3 separate regions of the Homo sapiens genome follow, and all the other regions are linked to region 1. A link is a contact called in ENCODE Hi-C or POLR2A ChIA-PET data. All regions are on one chromosome and are shown on one strand. Each heading gives the region's core, a stretch centred on a gene start or an enhancer-like site at or near the end of the contact. The rest is flanking DNA. Distances are from core to core; before and after follow the strand shown. Region 1 holds the start of OCIAD1 (OCIA domain containing 1). Region 2 holds the start of SRP72 (signal recognition particle 72). Region 3 holds the start of AASDH (aminoadipate-semialdehyde dehydrogenase).

Evidence for each region. A loop is a pair of places that touch in the nucleus more often than their neighbours do. ChIA-PET counts read pairs that join two places held with the same protein, here RNA polymerase II (POLR2A). Pooled maps may share reads with other maps.
Region 2: a map of psoas muscle shows a loop between it and region 1 (9-fold over the local background). The contact joins the promoter of SRP72 here to the promoter of OCIAD1 in region 1. A Hi-C loop is called at or near these places in 1 of 168 maps with a recorded cell type or tissue (psoas muscle) and 4 of 50 pooled maps.
Region 3: a loop to region 1 is called in a pooled map, with 13 times the contacts of the local background. The contact joins the promoter of AASDH here to the promoter of OCIAD1 in region 1. A Hi-C loop is called at or near these places in 4 of 50 pooled maps. POLR2A ChIA-PET finds 5 or more read pairs at or near these places in 2 of 52 experiments (CD8-positive, alpha-beta memory T cell and activated naive CD4-positive, alpha-beta T cell).

Annotation. Positions count from the first base shown.
Region 1 is chr4:48,829,554-48,833,178 of GRCh38, forward strand. OCIAD1 (OCIA domain containing 1) reads left to right here and starts at 1,535. Exons shown (of 9, transcript NM_017830.4): 1 at 1,535-1,696; 2 at 3,067-3,129. The coding sequence starts at 3,072. RefSeq lists enhancers at 1,103-1,482, 1,325-1,888, 1,889-2,451.
Region 2 is chr4:56,465,887-56,469,511 of GRCh38, forward strand. SRP72 (signal recognition particle 72) reads left to right here and starts at 1,731. Exons shown (of 19, transcript NM_006947.4): 1 at 1,731-1,858. The coding sequence starts at 1,750. It overlaps LOC124900706 (a long non-coding RNA gene), which reads right to left and starts at 1,672. Exons shown (of 2, transcript XR_007058126.1): 1 at 1,206-1,672. RefSeq lists an enhancer at 1,576-1,785.
Region 3 is chr4:56,385,604-56,389,228 of GRCh38, forward strand. AASDH (aminoadipate-semialdehyde dehydrogenase) reads right to left here and starts at 1,888. Exons shown (of 15, transcript NM_181806.4): 1 at 1,759-1,888. RefSeq lists enhancers at 1,306-1,813, 1,783-2,152, 1,814-2,320, 2,183-2,232.

The DNA of each region.
Region 1 (3,625 bases), core at 285-2,784:
ACAATAAGCAAGGTAACATGGAGAGTGACTGGGGTGCCATGTTAATTGGGTGGTCAAGGAATGCCTCTCTGATGTGGTGACATCAACTGAAGTCTCAGACAAAAAGCCACGTTGAACATCTGGAAGAACAGTGGTCTAGAAGAGGGAACAGCAATTGCACAAGCCCTGGGCCCAGAAGTAAATTAGCTTGTCCCAGGAACAAAATGAGTATTAGTTACTAATACTGATTATCTCAGGGATTTATTTGGTTCTATAAAGACTTACAAGCCAACATCTCTGTCCTAAAGGAGCTCTGTAACAGAGACAGACGTAAGTAAAAAAGATCACTATTCAGTGCAAAAGTACATTGCAGTGACAGCAGTATGGACAAGCTAAGGACTAAGAAGGAAGAGTGATTACTTCTCTGGGGTGTATTTCAGGGAAGGCATCACAAAGGTGGTGATGTAAAAGCAGAATTTTGAAATATCGTTAGAATTGACAAAGCAGGGAGTAGAGTTGTACTGGGGAAACAGTGCACAGAGAACACTGAGGGCAAAGACCTCCAGGCTGTTTCTTGTTAGTGAACCCTGAAATAGAAGAAAGTGACGCTCAAAAGGCACAGGCACCACCAGGCCATGATGGGCCTTATATTCGGTGCATGACTGGAGCTATCAAAAGACTCCAAGGAAGGAAACACAGCGTTGGATTCGTTTCACGTGACTGTCTCCCTTAAGTATGTCTTCGGGAGAATAAATGTTAAATGATAAAGTGGCAAAGGGGCTCAGAAAGAGATGAGAAACCTGAGAGGCTTTGAGGGGTTGACAAATAGTAGGACTGGATTTGCCCACTGTTTAGTCACTAATAACTTGCAGTACATGGCACTAATAAATACTTCAGGAAGGAATGTATGAAAATGAGTAAAATGCTGATTGGCTGGGTGTGGCAGCACCATGTCTGATGTGTAGAAGTCGTGAGCCCCCTCATTAATAGACAGTGATGTGTTGTTTTAATTCTAACAACCCTATATGTAATTCCACTTTTCAGGTGAGAAAAACCGTAGCCTCAGAGAGATCACGGTACCCTGCCAGAGGTTGTAGAACTTGTTGGAAACTTGGATCAAGAGGGTGTGACAAATAACCAGGTATGCATGCTTAAAAATTACTTTCTACTACTTAGCCTACAGGCTCAAAGAATGAAATTATCTCATAAAAGAGATAATTTATAAAGTCGCTCTCAAAAGAGGGACAACAGAGGGTTCCGGAACGTTCCCGCCAGCCGCCACGAGAAGACCAGAGAGGTGCATCACAACAGCCCAAAGTCAAGCCTACTCCCAACCCCCTTCCCCGCCATCCAGGGAAGGGGCGGGGCAGGGTTCTTGGTCCGCCGCTGTCGCCTGCGCAGTCGCAGTGCGGCTCGTGGCCGCAGCTGCCTGAAAGGGCAAAGGGACGAGTATACGCATGCGTCTATTCCTAGGCTGCTGGCTCTCAGACCCGCAGTGAGGTCTGACGTCATTTCCTGCCGTAAGTATACAGTGCCTCCGGGTCGCGGTCATTTTGAGCCCCTGTCTGGATGACTTCTTGCGGCTGTTCTACCCCTCCCCCTCCCCGCGGTACCTTGCACTTTTCTCCCTCCCTGCCCCCTCTCGAGTCCACCCTCCGGGCCTTCTGCCCCTGATCGCTTGGTTTTCCTTGCAGTCGCCTGCTGCTGTCGTCGGGAGGTGGGTGAGGTGACGCAAACAGCCCCGTTGTTGCCCTCCGCGTATCCCCTCACCACCTTTGCGGCCATCCACGACTTTCGCACCTTCCGCCATTTTCCTGCCTGTGAGGGTGGACAGATCGCGCTCGGGTCTCGGCCTCCTGAGTGCCGGTGACTGCGGGAGGCGACGGAGTGCTTCTGGGGGTGTGAGCTGGGGAAGTTCGTGGTCACGGATGCGTGTGGGGTTGCTGCTCAGTCTGTAACGGCAGGTGGGAGACGGACACTGGGTGGAGGATGGAGTGCGGTAATCAGCGGTTGTAGGCCGCTTAGGCTTTAATCCAGCGTTGTTTTGTGTAAAGAACTTAAAATGGTATTGTCTTAAGCGCCGTGTCAGCCCTGACAGTCTTCCTGGTGTTTCTAGGAAGGATGCCGTTATGGGAAATAAGAGGGTTTCATTTTTTCTCATACGGTTGTAGGGTAAAGGTAGTTTATTCAGCAGGCTCCATCCATCCATGAATTCAGCTGACCTTTTTTATTTCTTTTCTCTAATTAAGGGGTTGGCATGTAGTAGGCCTTCATGGCTTATTGACTGAATGAATTATGGAAGGGCTCAGTTGCTGTCCTCATTGTGTATGCCATTTCCTGTTTCCATGCAAATTGTTTTTAAAATGAGAATAATCATGATCCCACGTAAACGTTCTGTAAAATACGGTTACTTGATCTGTTGGTCTGAGTCCCAATATATGAGTTTTTAAAAAAAGAACCAAATAAAAAATGTATATTCTTGGAATTTTATGCATTTTTTTCTTATATTCTTGGGGTGGAAGGAAATTTGGAGATACAGAATTTGCTGTTAGTTTTACCTCACAGGGAGAAGGATATGTCGTCTTTGTTATTCCATAATTTTGGAGTGCTCCTTTGTGGGAGAGGTTGAATGTTTCTGATGATTATTTCATTTTTTAATATGGAAGCTCAGAAATGACTTGAAATTTTTTTTCTCTTCTATTTTGGGGAATTATCCTAATCATTGGGCATAGATTCGAGAAACGACCAAAACATAGGATGTGAAAGAACCCACTTCCAGGAGGAAAAAATATGTCTGTTATTTTATTGATATCTTGATAGTAAAAAAAATTATAAACTTATAAAACGCATATGCTTTTTCAATTAAGGGACTTAACCTGAATAGTGAGTTCCAAATTAATCAGTAGGTCTGTTACTTTTTCATCTAGCTATTTACATGTGGAGTACGTAAGATATAGTAGTGTTTAATAAATATTTGTTGATTGATTGCTGTGTAGACTAGTAGTTTTACTATATCATACGTCTTGATTTACTTTGACCTATCTAGTGATAGTTTCTAATACTTAATATGTAATGTTTTTGATACAGGAAAGATGAATGGGAGGGCTGATTTTCGAGAGCCGAATGCAGAGGTTCCAAGACCAATTCCCCGTAACTATCTATTAAGTATTTATAATTAGAAGCACTTCCTATGTAAAGGAATTTTCACTGCCTTGAGTAACAGTGGCAGGTGGGCTGGCTTCATGGGCATGTGCAGACAGCGCCCCATACTTGGTTTCATGTTCTAGTCTTGTTATCTTGAAATTCATAATCATTTGGATAAGGAGTCCCACGTTTTTATTTTGCACTGGGCCCAGCACATTAGGTAGCCAGTCCTGACTAGCAGATAGTAGCATTAATTCTATTTGAAGTCAAAGTTTGTTGAAAGTGTATAAGTGGCCTGGCTCGGTGGCTCATGCCTGTAATCCCAGCACTTTGGGAGGCTGAGATGGGTGGAACACCTGAGGTCAGGAGTTCGAGACTAGCCTGGCTAACATGGTGAAACCCCGTATCTACTAAAATACAAAAAATTAGCCTGGCGTGGTGATGGGTGCCTGTAATCCCAGCTACTCGGAAGGCTGAGGCAGGAGAATCGCTTGAACCCCGG
Region 2 (3,625 bases), core at 481-2,980, 7.6 Mb after region 1:
GGTTTCAGTATGATTCAAGCTCATTACATTTCCCATTAGATTCTCTTAAGGAGTGAGCAACCTAGATCCTTCACATTCCCAGTTCACAATAGGGTTTGAGCTGTGAGAAGCTAATATCACAGCTGATCTGACAGGAGCTCAGGCGGTACTGCTCACTGGCCCACCGATCACCTACTGCTGTGCCGCCCGGTTCCTAACAGGCTGCAGACCAGTACAAGGGTTGGGGACCCCTGTTCTAAGAGGATGCAACCAGAAGGCTGCCCAGTCTGCAAGATCAAATGTTTCCTCAAAGTAACTTTCAACGTATAACCAGAAAGACTGAAAGACAAAAAGTAGTTAGCAAGGCCGGGCACGGTGGCTTACGCCTGTAATCCCTGTACTTTGGGAGGCTGAGAGAGGGCGGATCACTTGAGGTCAGGAGTTTGAGACCAGCTTGGCCAACACAGTGAAACCCCATCTCTACTAAAAATTCAAAAATTAACCGGGCGTGGTGGCTCATGCTACTTGGGAGGCTGAGGCAAAAGAATCGCTTTAACCCAGGAGGTGGAGATTGCAGTGAGGTTCATCCTGGGTCACAGAGCTAGACTACGTCTCAAAAAAAAAAAAAAAAAAAAAAAAAAAAAGCTAGGTTCCTGAGGGACACAGGAAGTAGTAGAAGTTGTAAAGGTCATGACGAGATATGAGTCTGAAGAGCAGGCCATTCAATGAAATACAACATTCACATCAAGTGAATCACTCACATCGTCTTGGTGTGGTGGCTCATGCCTGTAATCCCAGCACTTGGGGAGGCTGTGGTGGGAGGATTGCTTGAGCCCAGGAGTTCCAGACCAGCTTGGGCAACACGGCAAGATCCCCGTCTCAAAAAAAAAAAAAAATCACTCACATCAAGTGTACCCAACAGATATCCATTCCCTTCGTACATCTGAACACATCTTGATATTAACGGTCGCAAGCAAACCCTAATATTTTATATCTCTAGAACAAATATAGTATCCCCATTTCACAATCGGGAAAACAGACTCCCAGAAGCTAAGTAACTTGTTTATTGTCAGACATCTAGTGAGTCGCAGAGCCAGGGAACTGACCACGGGCATTTTCACCCCATTACCCTTCCAGCTTATTGCCGACTGCTCCCGAAGGGAGCGAAAAGGACAGGCAAAGGGTTTCACCAAACCCTTTGTAATGGGAGATTCTTGCCTTCTTACCTTTCCTCACGTTTGCTTCTCTGCCAGAATGTCTTCCCGCACTTTCCCCAGAACCCAAGTTCTCCTAATCATCTTTCAAGATCCCTTTCCCTCAACCACAGATGAGCCGTGCCTATTTCTCCTTCAAATGACTCCCTATGGCTTCTAGTTGGTAGTCTTTTATTTACCACCTCATAGTCCTTTTATTTATATCCCATAAATGATCGTCCGGCCCCGCACCGTGGGACCAGGACGCTGCCTCGACCATGGCGGTCTCCTGGAAACAGGCTGCTTTGAGCCGAAACTGGTGACCGTTTCCCAACCCCGTCCAGGAGTCCGACGCCTCTTTTCTCCAGGCCAACTTCAAGTGAGGTGTATCAACTCTATCCGCACAAATTTCTTGCCACGAGAGCAGAAGATTATGATCTCTGATGCTGCCTTAGGGCTGAAGACACTCCCAACTCGGCGACGCTTAGCAATCATCGACTTCCTCCTCCTCTTGGCTGCCTCGGAGATCCTGTTCCGGGGCAGAGGTCTCCCCGCCCCGCCCCTCGTCTCCTCCAAGATGGCGAGCGGCGGCAGCGGGGGGGTGTCAGTACCTGCGCTGTGGAGTGAAGTGAACCGGTATGGCCAGAACGGCGACTTCACGCGCGCTCTCAAGACCGTCAATAAGAGTAAGTGTCGGGGTGGGCACTGGGGCGGGCCCAGGCCGGCTGGAGGATGCGGCCTGTTTCCGGCGCGCGAGACCACCTCGCGCGGGAGGCACGGGAAGGGGAGACCCCCGAAACCCCCCCGTCTATTGTCCGCCCGGCTCGGGCCCTAGCGCCCGGAAGACGCAGGTCTCACTCCTCGGCTTCACCAGGCCAGCCTGGGGTCCCTGGTTGCTTACAGCCACGTGTACTTCTCTTTTTACCCTCCGCGGGAAGCGAGGGAAGGTTTTAAAGAGACCGCAGCTCCCGGAGTCCATTTCAAACTGTTTTCTTATTTGACTCCTTTGCTGCTTTATTTCACAAATATTCCAAAGTGCCTCCTTTTCTTCTTCGTCTTGAGCGCAGTGATCAGGACTCTATTGCTGAGGGAGCTTGTTCTCTTTGGCCGCTAAAGGGGGAGGAACCTGCTTGGGACACGTAGTTTAGAGGCTGGTGCTAACCAGGTGGAAGCTGTACGGGTTCTACGGGGCGAGAGGAAAGGGCTGGATCTGGATGTCAGGCCTGTCATTCCCATAGATGAGATCTCTTCAGTGTTATTAAGTTAGGAAATATGTGTGTGGAAGCACCAACACTTGAAATAATGTCGGAAGAAAAGTTTGGCCTGTTTTTTTGCCCTGTAAGGGATGATTTCGGTTTTTACCGCCTTTGGTGTGAGGTTTAATTCATCATATTCTTTTGTTCCTTACTACATACCTGGAATATGGCCATGCTGCTTAATGTTCTCGGTGGTGCGCAGTTCTTCTCTACTGAAGATACAGCCTGTGCATGTTAGATTTGGAAATGTAATTACCAAGGCAGGGCTTAGCTGTTCAGAGTAGCAGTAACCTAAAAGGTGTGTCAGTAACATGCAAAGCTATCTAAGTAATTTTCAACACTCTAGTACTGGGTTAACGTGAAAAGTAGTGATTGTGCCCACAGTGCACTTTTGGTGATTTCAGACATTGAGGAAAATAGCTACGAATTAGAATTATTTGATCCCTAAATTTGTTTGAATTAACTCTAGCCTTCCAACCAGTACTGTATACTTAGTATAGTATTTTGCAGGAATTCTTTAATCAGCAAAGATTGTCAACTTGTTTACCAGTATGTTTTCTTAATTGGTAGAAATTCTTGTGATTCTTTGAGAATTGGACTTCTGTAGTTGCACAGGAGCAAGAGTAACTATGATCCTGGTCATTTTAACACCGAACAGTTGTTAGCGTTGAAACTTGCCACCTGAGTTCTTCCTTATACTTTGGTCATCTTAGTTGAAAAGGGGAAATTTTAATGATTTTTGGAAACGTTGCCAGCAAGATAAATTGCCTTTGTATTATACTTTATAAGATTTTTCCAAAATATTCATTTCATATTGTCAGTAACCTTATTAAATAGGTAATGCTTTTCTAATCATTTTGTAGCTAAGAAAACTGAGATTTGGCTGTTAAGTGATATGCCCAATACCTCAAAGCATTTAGTGGCAAGCTTGCACCAAACCTAGGTCATTTGCTTCCAAATTCTACCTGAACTTTTTCCCTGTGAAGTAATGAACTATGTAGAATGTAGCATGCATTTCAAGATGAAATATCTGGAGAAATTGCTTCTTTCTTCTTTATTTCACTGCACTTTTTTGGTACATGTATATTGGGAATCTTTATCTCATTGAAAATTTAATCTATAACTCTCCTTATTGTCACTTCTTAAGTTAAAAGCAAAGATTAGTTGTTTTCTGGGTTTGTTTTGTTTTGTTGCTGT
Region 3 (3,625 bases), core at 638-3,137, 7.6 Mb after region 1:
TTTTGTTTGTTTTTGTGACAGTCTCGCTCTGTTCCCCAGGCTGGAATGCAATGGCGTGATCTCGGCTCACTGCAACCTCTGCCTCCCAGATTCAAGCGATTCTCCCACCTCAAGCTCCCGAGTAGCTGGGATTACAAGTGCGCGCTACCATGTCCAACTAATTTTTGTTTTTGTTATTTTTTTTTAAGTAGACACAGGGTTTCTCCATGTTGGCCAGGTTGGTTTTGAACTCCTGACCTAAGTGATCCACCTACCTTGGCCTCCCAAAATGTTAGGATTACAGGCGGAGCCACCGCGCCCGGCCGAGTCAAGTTTTCTTTTCTTTCTTTTTTTTTTTTTAATTTATTCACACCTATTTGAATTGATTTCCTGACTCAAAATTTTCATTTATATCAACTAATTAACATCAATTAGGAAAAAGAAATCCTAAAGAGAGTAAAATGAACCAATAACTGCCAAGACCCATAAGTTTGAAAATGCTGTGATTTCTAAATATACAGTTTAAACATATAAGGCAACTTTAGTACTTACATTATTTATTTTTAGTAGGCATTTCTATAAATATTAGCTCTTTTTAATGCACAAGATACAATTTTAAGCTTTCCTCAGACATACAATGATCATTATGTAAATATAAGGGAGGCTTTCTGCAGCAGGCGCTTAAATTATGAGGAATGAGTTCATTTCGCAACATACAGGTAGCGCAGAAGGGTACCTACACATCTATACGATAATTAAGATGTTTCTTTCCATTTTCCCAATGGTTGCTACAGACATTTAAGGTAAAATCCATTCTTCTTGTCTCAGGTTTTCATTTTCATTCATTGAATCACAAATAACATTCTCTGCAGTAGAGAATACTAAACTTATTAATGCCCAAATGTTTGAGACCTTAAAAAGGAAAAAAAGGCCGGGCGCGGTGGCTCACGCCTGTAATCCCAGCACTTTGGGAGGCCGAGGCGGGTGGATCATGAGGTCAGGAGATCGAGACCATCCTGGCTAACAAGGTGAAACCCCGTCTCTACTAAAAATACAAAAAATTAGCCGGGCGCGGTGGCGGGCGCCTGTAGTCCCAGCTACTCGGGAGGCTGAGGCAGGAGAATGGCGTCAACCCGGGAAGCGGAGCTTGCAGTGAGCCGAGATTGCGCCACTGCAGTCCGCAGTCCGGCCTGGGCGACAGAGCGAGACTCCGTCTCAAAAAAAAAAAAAAAAAAAAAAAGGAAAAAAAAAAGCAAACTCTGGTAAGCAGATTTTACATGTAAAAGGAATAAATTTACTTGCTACAACTGTAGAAGCTGCTATTTAGTCAACAAAGATCTTAAGAGTGTCAGCAAATTCAATTGCTATGGGGCCTCTCTCTAGGCCACTGGCTGTTTTAAAAATGGATAAATAATCTAGAAACTTTATTTTCCCAATTCCCCGGCTTCTAAATTTACGGTATGCAACGAGTAACAATGCAATTTACAGCTTCCTAAACATTTCTTCATTGCTCTTCGAAACCACTCTAGGGGGTAGCTGAGCGCGGAGCACACTTATTTCCATTTGAATGGAGGGGCGGAGGCTAGTGACGCAGGAGTGTACACACAGGTCAGGGTTAGTCTGCACCACACCAGCACGCCAGACCCCGATGTATCAAATCCGAGGTCAGGCAGTGGTCCTGAAGCTGAGCAAATGTATGTGGAAGCAGGCTCAGGCCTAGCGGCACTTCGCCTCCTTCACACAGACCCCCGCCGGACACCGCGCCCTGCCGCGACTCACTTAGCAAGTCTCGCGGATTAGGTTTGATCGCATTCGGCCCTTTCCCGGATAGCTCGTCGCGGATACTTCTCACAGCGAAGCAGCAGCTCCCAGAAGCCGTAAAGCTATCCCAGAGCGAGGCACCATACGTAAATCTTCCGCGTCGCTACGTGACGTCAGTGCGAGCGACCCCGGGCCGGCTGCGTGGAGCTGGCGCTGCCTCTCCTGAAGCCGAGGCGCTAACTTGAGTGAAGAGGTCTATAGGCTTTTTCACTTTTGGTTATCTGCTCAGGCGCTCCTTGGGGTCGCGCATGGTCTCGGACAGGGTTTGCAAGGACTTCGGAGCTAACCAGTTTGGAGCCATAACCCTTTCGTACTTGCCAAAAAACTCTGGGCAAGACTCTTGAATTTTGAGCCGCAGTATTCTCGTTCATAAGGTGAGAATAAAAACATCACCTAGGGTTGATGTGAAGAGAGATGAAATCATTGTGAAATAGGAGAGTTATTGCTTTCAACCAATGACATTTTCTGGAAACGTGCTGGAGATATGGCTGCAGCAGTGACGCCTGCAAACGACGTTCCTGTCATCATGATGCTGACATTTTAATTGGGAAGCAGATTGAAACGATAACTAAGGAATTTGACAGGAGCATTTAGTAGGACCTGTAAAGAAATTAAAGCAGGTCCGAGGTGGAGTTTTGTAAACTATATGCCTGAATAGAACTTTCTGTTTCCAAGGGAATTGTTACAGTTGGAGACATGTCAATTATTACAATAAGCGTCAAGGGCAATAACAGAGGTGTTTTAAAGCTACTGTCTGGTGGCAGAATAATCGGGATTTTTTTGTTTGGGGGGTTTTAGCCGGGGGAGGGACTGCGAAGACAGCTCTGCATCAAAACAGTACGTGAGAAAAAAGCATAGGACGCTCTCGCAGCCGTAGTTGTTGGTGACAAGAAACTGTGCTTCTAATCTAAGCAAAAAATATCTCCACATGCCAACTATACTTTTCCAAGATGTACCATGGACTACTCAAACTAACACAGCCTTATTTATGTATTTAGGTTGGAAGTGGGCAAAAGTGTATCTTGTCTATGTTTCTATGTTTCTACGTTGGGATGACACCATCATCCACCCAGCCAGACAGTTATCAACCTTCCCACTTTCTTAACCTCTTACATCCGATTAGACCCTATGTCCTCTAGTTCTCAGTCTTGAGACCAGCACCCAGCTGGCTACATCAGAATTGCCGGTGGTGATGTTTTAGAAGATTCCAAATTCCTGGACTCCATCCCCGGAGGTTCATCCCCTAGTTTTCTAGTGAGGGGCCTAGAACCTGCGTTTTTTAAGTGTCATGTTCATCGCCATTACTGCTACTTTAGTTCAGGTCTTCTTGGTCAGCTTTTTCCTAAAACGTTTTCAGTTTTGTTTGCCTCTGATTGACTCTGAATTGCTGCCAAAATGATGTTTTATTATTCCAGTATCATCATCCAACTCTCTGATATTAATGATACCTTTTTTAAAGTTTTTCTTCCCTTGCAGTATCTATTTCCCTCAAGTTTCCTTTTTTTTTCTTCTGTTGATTTTGTGCTCTATCTTTCACATTAGAGGCTTTCCTAGGATGTCTGGTGGTCCTTATCTGCTCATATGTAAGTGGGGGTATATTTAAAAGTTGATTGGAAGCTGTTGAGCCCATGGGACGTTTGTTGAAAATCAAGTGGGAGAGGAGGGGTATGGAGGCTGCGGTATGTCTCAGAATTTAGTACAATTTTCACTTAATTCTCTTTGTTTTAGGTGCCTGATGTCCTCCATTACAGAGACCCCGTTTTACTCCTGAGCAATAAAAAAAGGCTTCAGAATAAGGCGGGGGCCGGGGGTGGCATAAAGGATA